Linked DNA regions of Mus musculus: region 1 is linked to region 2. Evidence: chromatin loops called from intact Hi-C (ENCODE). Cell type or tissue: gastrocnemius. All regions are shown on one strand. Links, peaks and the distances in the headings refer to the core of each region. The heading gives the core; the rest is flanking DNA. Region 1 overlaps Arid1b (AT rich interactive domain 1B (SWI-like)). Region 2 overlaps Arid1b (AT rich interactive domain 1B (SWI-like)).

Region 1 (5,377 bases), core at 265-5,264, 120 kb before region 2:
GGCAAGGGGCCAGGGAGGCTCTGATGCATAAGCCTGGCTATGGGCTGCAGGCTGCTGCTGCTGTTTCTGCCCCGTGGATGGGCTGTGTGGCCCAGCATACACCACATGGTGTCTCTGGAGTGGACACTGACTGCACAGGCAGCATCAGGAAGCTTTGCTCCTACTGTCCCCAGGTCACAGCAGGACCTTGCTACATCTGGACCAAGATGGGTCGATCAAGTCCAGTTCCTCTGTGCAGGTAAAATGATAATGTTGCCGCTATAAGGGTAGCTGTCCTAAACTGGGGAAAGGAAAGTGCTGGCTGCTCGGAGAGCAGGCCTCCACTTTCTGCAGGACCTGTACCCCAGCAGGGCTTCCTGTTCTGAGCCTCAGGCATGCTGGGAGCGCTATTCTCCACACACAAGTGCAAGCCATTCAGGGACACAGGCTCTTTCCTGACAAATAAACGTATCTTTAGATCTTTGCAGACACCACTGCTTTGGACCCTGCACCCCACTGGGGTGTTATTTTGGAAGAACAGTTCAGGGCTGTTCACAGACCAATTCTTTAAGTCTGTGAGCTGAATGTAATGTGTGGTTTTTAAAATCAGCCTGTCCCGTGCTCAGGTATGTCCTGAGTGGTCAATGTTTGGGGTCATTAAGGGTGAGGCTGCCGAGGAGGGTTTCCTTCTTAGAACTGGACCTCCGTCTAAGGATGGGCAGGGCAGTGCATGGCTGGCTGCTCGTTGATGCTGACTGGCACCAGAGAATCAATTACAAGGGAACAGAGTTCTTTCTCTAGATTCTGATGTAAACACTGGGCCTGCTTCAAAGGCATTTCCTTCTAGGCTAAGGCATCGAGTGAGTTTGTGTCCAACATATGATCAAAAAGCCCCAAACAGGGTTCCTGCAGTATCATGGGGTAGCTTTGGGGTCCTAAGAGCTTATCTACCTTCACTGTCTTGGGGACATCAATACTGCACCTGCACCAGGGCTCATGGGAACCTTACGGACTGAGAAGTAAATGTAGCCGCCCCCAGCCTTGAAGCAGGCTGATTCAGACTTTGCTGCCTCTAAAAAATGAGATCACCTGGGGTGCAGCCTTCCAACTGAGATGGCTATATTGTTATGTCAACTACCGCTGCCCAACTCTGAGACTCTGCTACCTGCTGAGAGACCCTTGAGACATTCTGGAGACACATCCTATCCTGCCCATCGCCTACAGGCTGGCTTCAGGCACCAAGAATGGATTGGCGGGGATGGGCCTCCCCCGCCCCCCTTTTATAAGCACATTGTCTTAGTAAACTCGAGGGCCTTGATCAGAGAAAACTTGTCTTGGCTTCATTCTTTCCTCGCCGTCTAGTCTCTCTCTTTCAGCCCCAGCCTGCCTTCCAGGAATACCTGGTTCAGGCAGGCCGTGGTACTACAGATTGGTGCTCAAACAGGGACCTGGAAAGGGCGGGAAAACACCGAGGGACCGCTGTCTTGCGTGGAGCGCCACGAGAAGGGAAGAATCAGAAGATCGTATCGGGCACAGTGAGCAACAGGTATTTATGCCAGCGCTGGTTTTAAACTTCATTTTTTAAAGTGTTGCTGGAGGTGTGATAGGACACGGGCTGTGCTGGAACAGTGCAGTAAACAGGAGACTCCTAGCATACTGCATTTGCTCAACAAACATGGGCTTTCAGTTAGCCTCAGAACAGGAGCAGTGACTGCTGAGTGTGCGCAGGCCCCACCTTACACAGCAGCGGCAGGGTGCCACCAATGCTGCAGGGAACTAGCCTTAAGTGGGATCTGTGATGACCAGTGACCAGCAACCAGAAATGGGGGGCGGGGTGTTACCTGAGTGAGGCCACCATGCAGAACCGGGCAGGGGGCTGATTTCCCTGTCTCTAACACTGGATTTGCCAGCTTACAGCATGTGGTAATCTCACACTTCAAAGTCTAAGGGCGGGGGTGTGGGGTGTGGGAGGAATGCCAGAAGATAGAGTGACCTTATCCACTGTGTGGGTGCAGGGGCAGGAAGGAGCTGCCTGTACACCTGGTCCCCATGATGCACCCGACAGCCTTTGCCTCAGCACTGGCGGGGATTCCCTTCGGGTGACAGCAGAACCTGAGTCCAGATTTTATTTTTCAAAGTACAAACTGGAGTGGCCCAGACAGAAGAGGTAGTGCAAGCCAGTCACTGGGCCTGAAGGTGGCGCCACCCAGACTGTGAAATACCAGAGTGGGTTCATGAAGGTGTTTACTCCATCCAGAGAGATGGCTATTCTTAAATCCTTGTGTTACACACAGAGGTATGTGGCTCAGGACTCTAAGTCTACTCTGATGAGATGATGGGAGGCACGGTCTGACAGGCAGGGCAGCACCACACCCTGCAGCACTCTGTCCTTCTCTGAGGGCCTGAGCTCTGCTGGGGGTGGGTCCTCTCCTGGCTCTGGAGCTCTGGCTCAGCCTGGTCCCAGGCCCACTCTGCTGGGCCCAGCTGGAGCACTGCTCTTACCAGGAGATGGCGGCTGGAGCTTTGGCTGCTTCTTCGAATCCCCGGTGCTGAAGACTTCAGGTGGGGGCTCCTCCCCGCGCTCAGTTTTGCACTCAAAGGCGAACAGGTACTGAATATACTGCTTTTTCAGAGAGCTGGCTGCGCTGCTGGAAGTGCCAACGTTCAGGTTGGTTGCCAGCTCACGCCACTTCTTGTTTTTATTAACCTAGCAAAAAAATGGGCAGGATGGTTGGTTCGTGGCAAAGTGGCTTGTTTAAAGCCTGGAGACAAACAAGCACTTAATGTCTTGGCTTACTTTTTTCATTTGCTTCTTTTAACTAATGCTCATCACTCCCACTCAGCAGCACACAGACAGCATTTACAGCCATAAAACCATTAAGGAACCTGCTGATGGTTACATAAAAGCCCACTTGCTGGGGTCTCTGCCTGCTACGGCTCCTATAGACTTGAATAAGAGCTTCCAGATTTCTGAGCCCCCGATGAATGGAGAACCCAACACACACACACACACACACACACACACACACACACACACTCTCTCTCTCTCTCTCTCTCTCTCTCTCTCTCTCTCTCTCTCTCTCTCACACCCCTAATCTTTAAAAGAAAAGTGTGCCTTAACTATAATAACGGCACCATTCTTACATGAAAAAGTAATGCTTCCTCCCACCAGCCAGAGTGTGAGCCTGTGACTCGGGATACAGTCTCCCACAAGGCTTTCACTGAGGCTCCTTGTGGGCTGAGCACACAAGTGCTTACTTCTCCCTGGCTGGAGTGTCGGCCAGCAGCTGAGTGGTTTGTGTGTGTCCTACAGGGTTTCCATCAGCCTTCCAAGAGAAGGTGTGTATGTGTGTGTGAGTGCGCGCGCGAGCGTTCATGGAAGGGCACAGGTACATAGATGCATTGCTTCAACTTTCTCATTCCAACTTGGAATGGGAAGTAAGAACTTAAAGTCATGAATGAAACATGAACACACAAATAACTCAGGGAAGAAGGAAGCTTGTGTCTTTGGACAGGTACTATGTTGAGTAGCTTGCAATGGTCATGAATTAATGAATTTATGGATCTAAACTTTGGCACAAGGCTCTTTACATCCATTTACGTAGTACTAAATAGTCACAACAATAAACACACTGCTGGATTGCTCTGGGAAATACATCTTTCAGCACTTAACGAAAGTGGGTGCAAACAGCAGGTCACAGCTGCTTCAGAGATGGCCAACCAGAGTGCTAGGATATGACCTTGTTGGTGTGGGACAGCATTGGTGGTGTCCCCTGGGTGTGCACTGGCTAAGCTGCAGAGTTGCTTGTGTGCAGCCGTAATCTGCTTAAATACACTGGCGTGACTCAGGGAGCCAGACCAGAGCCACACACACCACAGCCACACATGCCACCTGATGCCTGGATTCTAGTGCTTTAGTCTTGGAGATTTGCATTAGAGTCCAGCCTAGGAGAGCTAAGCAGAGTGGGAGAGGCAGAGGCATAGGGAGACAGGGGAGAGGTGCTCTACCCAGCACATGTTGAGATTCCGAAGAGCTAGACCCGAGTTCTAGTGGATCTAGTTATAGGCCTCAGTCCTGTGGGGGGCAGGCACCTAAAGGGTCCAGACACTAGTGAAGGTCTGCCCTGCACCCCAGAACCCCAGAGACATAGGGTGACAGGTTGCTTTGGTGGGGTGTTTGTTGTCTCATTCCATCTGCCTATTAGGCTTCTGGGGACCCAGCCAGCGTCACAGAATTGATCTAGGGTGGGGACCTGGAGTCTTTAGAGTCCACAGGAGATCCCCAGTCATGGCAGGAGCTTACCCGCCACACACTCGGGTGGGGACATTATTGTAATTTATTTAGTTATACACGAGCTTCCTCATCAATTCCCAAGGTTAGTGACCTGTGCCTTGTGAGTACACCCAGATAAAGGCCATGGTGAGATGAGGTACACCCCTACTTCAACCAGACCCCTCAGCAAAAATAATGGGGTGAACAAAGTGGAGTGTCAGGGATACAGGGGTTTAGGGGAACATTCTGACACAACAAGCAATGGTGGGCTTTTGCACAGACAAAAGGTGAGCCTCACCTTGAACTCTATTCCTGGGTGTGTGGCCTGCTCACCCAGTAAGCCCTGGGGGTTACTGTAGCTATCCAGGAGCTGTAAGCATGGCTTTATTCTTACAGCTGAATTGCCCTTTCTGCTTTCTTTTGAGGCAGGGTCTCACATAGCTGCAGCTGTCTTTGAATTCCTGATCTTTCTGTTTCTTCCTCCCAACTATGGAATTATAGGCAAGTCCCACTATGTGCAGTTTGAATTTATAAGTTGCTCTGGATATAGAAATATAGTGATTGTATCTGATTTGTGATTTGATTTGTATCTGATCTATGACGAATTTAGTCATTTGTAACCAGAGAATCTTAGAGCTGCCTGGGAAAAAGGTCTGCTGGTCTAGGACGGATGAGGGAATTGAGGCCACAGGAGTGGGTAGCAGAGTCAGGAACTGTAGCTCCCTCCGAGCACTACAGAGTCTTAGGAGGGGGACCAGCCTACAGGCTTAGAAAAGTCAGAGGCCAAACACAACATCCCGAACCGAGCAGTGCGCCCAAAGGCCTGCCTGCAGCACTCCGCCCGACGGAGGCTCACCTGCGCCAAACCTCCAATCTCCTTGACGCAGACATACAGTCGGAACAGGTCCAGGGGCTTCTTGCCCACTGCTGGCAGACTGGACACCGGGGAGCCCCTCTCTTCCATGAACGTTAGGTAACGGTCGACCCACAGCTTCCTCTCCGGCTCATTCCCCAGCTCATAGACCTTCGTGATCTTCTCCCCAGTGGTGGAGGAAGAGCTGGACTTCTGGTGTCAGGAGTATGTGGTGGCAGGCATGGGGGCAGGGATGGGGTGGACGGGAGAAA
Region 2 (5,377 bases), core at 139-5,138:
ACTTAAACAGGTGTTTTTGCTAACCACTGGTGTCTGGTTAGAGCAGCAAAGTCCTGCATGATAAACCACACCAGGCCACACACCTTGAGTCCAAAGGCCGATTCATCCTCTGAGGCCCAGACGTCAACCCGCAGTGGTAGTGAAAGAAATGATTTAGGTACGATCAAGACCCCCTCTGAGGACAGCCCTGAGCCAGGTGAGCCAGCCCCTGGGAGGAGGTCAAGAGGGGCTCGGTGAGTTCTCTCGGGGCTAGTGCTCTGCACTGAGAGGACCCACCCGCCTCAATGTGTGTGGGTGCCAATCCTCAGCAGGGCCATCCTGCTCACATGCCACGATGCTGCACAGGCTCTTTAACTTGTTACTGAGAGACAGGATAGCAAGGGGGAAAGTTGTACTCAGAAAACCAACCATCATGCTGGCCACCCTGCTGATGCTAGTAGCTTCTTGTCCTTGCTCACAGCAGAGTGGGCAGAGCCAGGCTCTGGAATGCTACAGAGCAAGAGGTCTTGAGAACAGTGCTCTGGGAGAGGCAGGCAGAGTCTAGGCAGCAAGTTGTAAAAAGATGGCAGAACTTCAAAACTGGCTGTCAGTCTTGTGCAAGAGACGACAGAGCTCATTAACATGAATTTAAAAGCTGCATGGAATGAGATGTGTATTGATAATTACTGTTTTTTTAAAAAACGTAATTATTCAGTCTGGTGTATAAAGCTCTTAAGTTTGGCTACTAAAAAGAGCCAATATGAAGGAAAAGAACAAGGAAAGGAAGAGAAAGTCTGGGTGCTCAGCATCTGGGAGGTGGGGCCGTGGGGCTGAAATCAGGATGAGCCTGTGACTGGCCTGGAACACAAGTGTACATAGGCCATGCCAATGACAACAGTGCTGCCAATGACAACAGTACCAAGGAAGACTGACTGCAGCATGAAAATGAAAGGGTTAAAGAGGAGCCACCTAGGAAGGTCAGAGCCTGGCCAACCCCACCCCACCCCGCCCCGCCCCACCAGAAAGATGGTAGACTGGGTGCTGGGCTGACAAGATGAGCAGCTACTTTGTGATGGAAACCATATGTTGCTGATATCAAATATGATTTTGGGCTAAAGACTGAGATGTTGGCTCAACTAGAGTGGAAAATCATGGGAAGATCCACTAACACCATTTCTGTTTACACTCCAATTTCCAACGCTAACTGTTAGATTTAGAAACAAGCCATAGCATAGATTTTAGCTTAGGTTCCCCCTCCCACACACGCACAAGAGCTTCATCTTTGATTTCCTGAGCCCTGCCTTGTACAACACCAAGCTGCTGACCGCAAATATTTTTAAGATTGCAATTCCAAATGAACACCGAAGACTTCAGCTAAAAGCCTTTGGGGAAAGCCCTGCCGAGGTAACTACTGTGGGCATTCTAGGACGTCTGCTTGTGAGCTGCACTCATAGATCCTATCTTGCCAGCCTCTGTCCCTCAAGGACACTAAACCCTGATGTGGGTATTTTCACATACATACAATTACTGCTGAGCACAGTAAAGCCGAGACTGGTATCTACAGAGTGAGTTCTGCATATTTTAACAGATTTTAAAAGTCAAGTAGAAAAAAAAAATCAGTAGCAAATAGAATATCTATTTAAAGATAAGGCTTTACTATATTTGACAACGGGAGGTGAGAGCAGCGCTTTCTGTGGAATTTAGAGCCCCATGTGACTGTTCGCAAGGCCGCTTCAGCCTCCAGTCCTGCTTCTCTCTCTAGCCAGGCTAAAGGGTATTTCAAAACCCCTTACCAGGCTTTTAAAAAACTCATTTCACCTAAGCAACTTCACAAACCTGTTTCCTTCAAATACTATGGGTTTAAAACATACACACCCTCGTTTACTGTCTAACATTCTCTGTTCTATGAGGCTTTAATGTTAGCACCTATAGATGAAAAAAATACTACCTAAAATCCAGGAGGTTAGTCTCAATTTCCTCTCAAGGGAATAGCAATGTCCTAGGCAGGATTTCCTGCTGCTCTCAGAGCATGTGTCTCTGCTGGAAGGAAGCCCTCTAGTGGGAGCAGTGGAGTATGCCAAGTCTCAAGGAGCCCTTCAGACCAGTAGACTTACTGGGAACCCATGTCCTGTGTTACTCCTGTCATACACTCTAAAGTAAATGTTCAGAGAAAGGTTGATAACCACTTTGTGTCTCATCAGCCAGAAACTATCTATATAAAACTGAAGTATGCTTGTATTGATCTGATACATGATTAATTTTTAGCTATTTGCCAATGTATTTAATTTGGCTATGAAGCGACACTAACTTTAAGTTAAAGGGGAAAAAAACGTGTGACTGGAAAACAATACAGTATGTTTTCAGTAGAAAGACTTGCTGGAACCGGAAGGTGTGCACTGGTATTAAAGTGTTGACTCTTCATGTCTGCTGTAATCTGCATTACAAACTCCTCAAAAGAAACACCTTCCAACATTCATCAAGAAAGACATTCTGCACATTTGATCCATACAAGGCTCATGCTTAAGGTCTCCAAACATGGAGGGGAGTTTCCCCGTAAACACCCAAGTGAATGTACGTAAGCATCCTTACGCATTTGTTCCCATTTCTTCTGTGGAGAGTTAAGACTCGTGAACGTAATCACCAAAAGAACGCTGCAGGTGCAGGGCATGGCGGCGCACGCCTTTAATCCCAGCACTCGGGAGGCAGAGGCAGGCGGATTTCTGAGTTCGAGGCCAGCCTGATCTACAAAGTGAGTTCCAGGACAGCCAGGGATATACAGAGAAACCCTGTCTCGAAAAACAAACAAACAACAAACAAAACAGAAACAAGAACCCAAAAAACAGCTGCAGGCGTACACAAAGTGCAGTTAGGGTGTAGTGCAGCTGACCTGCAGAAGGCAGAAAACTCTCAAGGGCTCCTCCAGGACACAAGTGTGAGGACAGAAGCTTAAGAGAACAAAACAGGCTGGAGGTTAGCCCAAGCTGTTCTTCCACAGGATCGGGGTTCACGTCCCAGCATACAACTAAAGGCTCACAACTCTCTGCAAGTCTGGCTTCAGGAGAATCTGACACCCTCGGAAGCCACTAGGCATGTACATTATACACAGACATAAATGTAGGCAAAACTGCATGCACATTTAAACAGACGGACAACTAAAAGACTGAATGACTGAGCAAATGAATAAATACCAAAGCCGAGGCTGAGGCCCGGCCACACTGATGTCTAAGGAGTTGATGGAAAATGCTGGCTGGCATGTGTGCCTACAAAGATCCCATCTGTAGAGGACTTCAGAGCACACACAGCACCAAGGTCAGTGATAGCAGGAGCCAAACCCTTGACCCTCTGAGCTGTCCTAAACCATCAAATCCCACAACTCCAGGATTGTCCGCCCGGAAAGGCTGTGACACAGGAGCTGAGAGGCAGAATTGAGCAGGAGTCCCTTCCTCACTTTAAACTCCTTCCCAGTTCCCACATAAAGCACCCAGAGAACACAGAATACTAATTGGCAGCCATGCTCCAGGACCCGCACTTGATCCCCAGAACCGACCCATGGTAGAAGGACAGAACTATTCCTGTGGGTGGCCTCCTGCAAATGTAAGCCCTGGTACAGGTGCTCTCGCCACTCACACATTAATAAATTGTTAAAAAAAAAAAAAAGATCAATACTAAAAACAGATCAAGAAAACCTATTTGTGTAAATACGCTATTCAATAAAAAAAAAATCAAGAACAAAAGTAGCATATACATACAAACAGGGGTGGTTCATCTTGTGCATTACGAACACGCCCAAGAAATGGGGAAAGGCATCAATAATTGCTTGCCTGCAGGCAGAGCAACTTACTGTTGTTCATTGCCTTACAATGTAGGTTTACTTATTTACTACAGAGGATCCTGGTTAATTAAAAGTAATTGGTTAACATAGAACAGTAACACAAATAGCACTGACTATCATTAATAATGTGATGATTGTATGCAGGTATCTTTGATGTTGGTCATGATGCAGAGTGCAGCAGCCAGCACTCATGGGCAGAGCAGACGCCTGGACACTTTCAGTAAGTAAAGAACAAGCACCACCTAATGACAACAGAACAGAGACACCCAGAAGCTGCCCCTGTGGTGTGAGTACTCTCAGGCACGTCCGTGCCCACCGCGAGTCTATCTAAGAGAAATCTGTTTTAAGGAAGTAATCTGTGACACAGCCCTTAGATACTGATTGCAAACTGTATCATTAGTTAACATCATGTCAAATTAGAAGAGTATATTAAGTTGGATGTAGATATACAAAGAACGTTTACACTAGGCAGTACTGAAGAACTCAGTTTTCAAGAGCTCTGACACGGAGAAGTGCAGGCGCTGCAGTCCATTTCAGAAGCAGGGCTAAGTCAGAAGCCGAAAGTCCGAGGCCTGACATCGTAGGTCTCCTCTACATCGCCTAGAGCTACAACTAGAAAAAGAAATCTTTCCTCCTCCAGGATTAGAATTTTTCATCTGGTTTCTCTTAATAGGTTCATGCTTACTGTTGTATATTTAAATATTTGATGTACCTGCATTTATTTCAGAATAACAGGGTAAGGAGTAAGCCAGGCCTAGTTTTCCATTTGAATAACCATAATAAAGAATAATCCATTATTTTCTCCAAGGATTAGAGACACTGTATCTTTAGCATAATTAAATATTAAAGTGATATAATTTTTATCTCCAATTCTAGGATGTGATGGGAGAAACGAAGTTACCCAAATGAGCTGCTGTGCAGCTCAAAGGAAACAGGCCGGGGGGGGGGGGGGATCTTAGACACGATAGTATTCTCACAAGGAATTTTGGTACTTTTATAAAAAGACAAATTTGACGTATACCCATGTCCAAGGAACAAAAATATAATTCTACTTACAGTATTTGCTATGTTCTTACTTGGCTGGGCCCAGAAGTAAAATCTTACTCCAGTGACTGCACTTTTATCTACATTAAGGCAAAGCAAATACCAACCAATAACCTGCTCTCTCAACTGCATCTTAGGATTTTAGACAGTGCAGGCCAATTCAGTCTCTCTCCCACCCCTTTTTACCCCTCCCCCAAATAAACACCAGCAGCTCAGAGTGGGCCGCCTGCCATGTTTTCCTTGCAGCCATTGCTAAAAGTAATGGAACTGGTTCTTACTGCATCAGCGTCGGAGCTTTTCTAGCTTTTATTTTATAAGCACATTAGAAACAGGAATCTTTGCTAGCATTCCTCTTTCACTTATTAATCTCTTCTCTCTCCACGTACATGTGCAGCTCACATGCAGTTCAAGGATGATTCTAGAACAACTGCTTAGTGGCTCCGTTATCTGGCAACAGAAAAACACAATTGCCCACATGCTGTGTGCTGCTACACAGAACTACTATGCCCTGAATATGTTTAA

What was found. Peaks named below come from ENCODE experiments on the same cell type or tissue, not always from the same donor. Only the 100,000 strongest peaks of a DNase experiment are listed, where the experiment ranks them.
Region 1: it touches region 2 in a loop (2.7-fold over the local background); 8 of 42 quality-filtered maps call a loop at or near these places.

The regions. Positions count from the first base shown.
Region 1 is chr17:5,318,582-5,323,958 of GRCm38, reverse strand. Arid1b (AT rich interactive domain 1B (SWI-like)) reads right to left here. Exons shown (of 20, transcript NM_001085355.1): 12 at 5,109-5,318; 13 at 2,482-2,686. Among named protein-coding and RNA genes, the nearest start is that of Gm29050, 90 kb to the left of the region's middle. In gastrocnemius, for the core only: a CTCF peak has its summit at 2,165 (motif pointing right); a DNase peak (open chromatin) is centred at 2,032; H3K27ac peaks cover 97 bases.
Region 2 is chr17:5,198,714-5,204,090 of GRCm38, reverse strand. All of the region lies in intron 4 of Arid1b (AT rich interactive domain 1B (SWI-like)), which reads right to left. It overlaps Gm34854 (a long non-coding RNA gene), which reads left to right. Exons shown (of 3, transcript XR_876354.3): 3 at 3,956-4,352. Among named protein-coding and RNA genes, the nearest start is that of Gm34854, 23 kb to the left of the region's middle. In gastrocnemius, for the core only: a CTCF peak has its summit at 2,049 (motif pointing left); DNase peaks (open chromatin) are centred at 2,033 and 5,088; H3K4me3 peaks cover 216 bases; H3K27ac peaks cover 1,363 bases.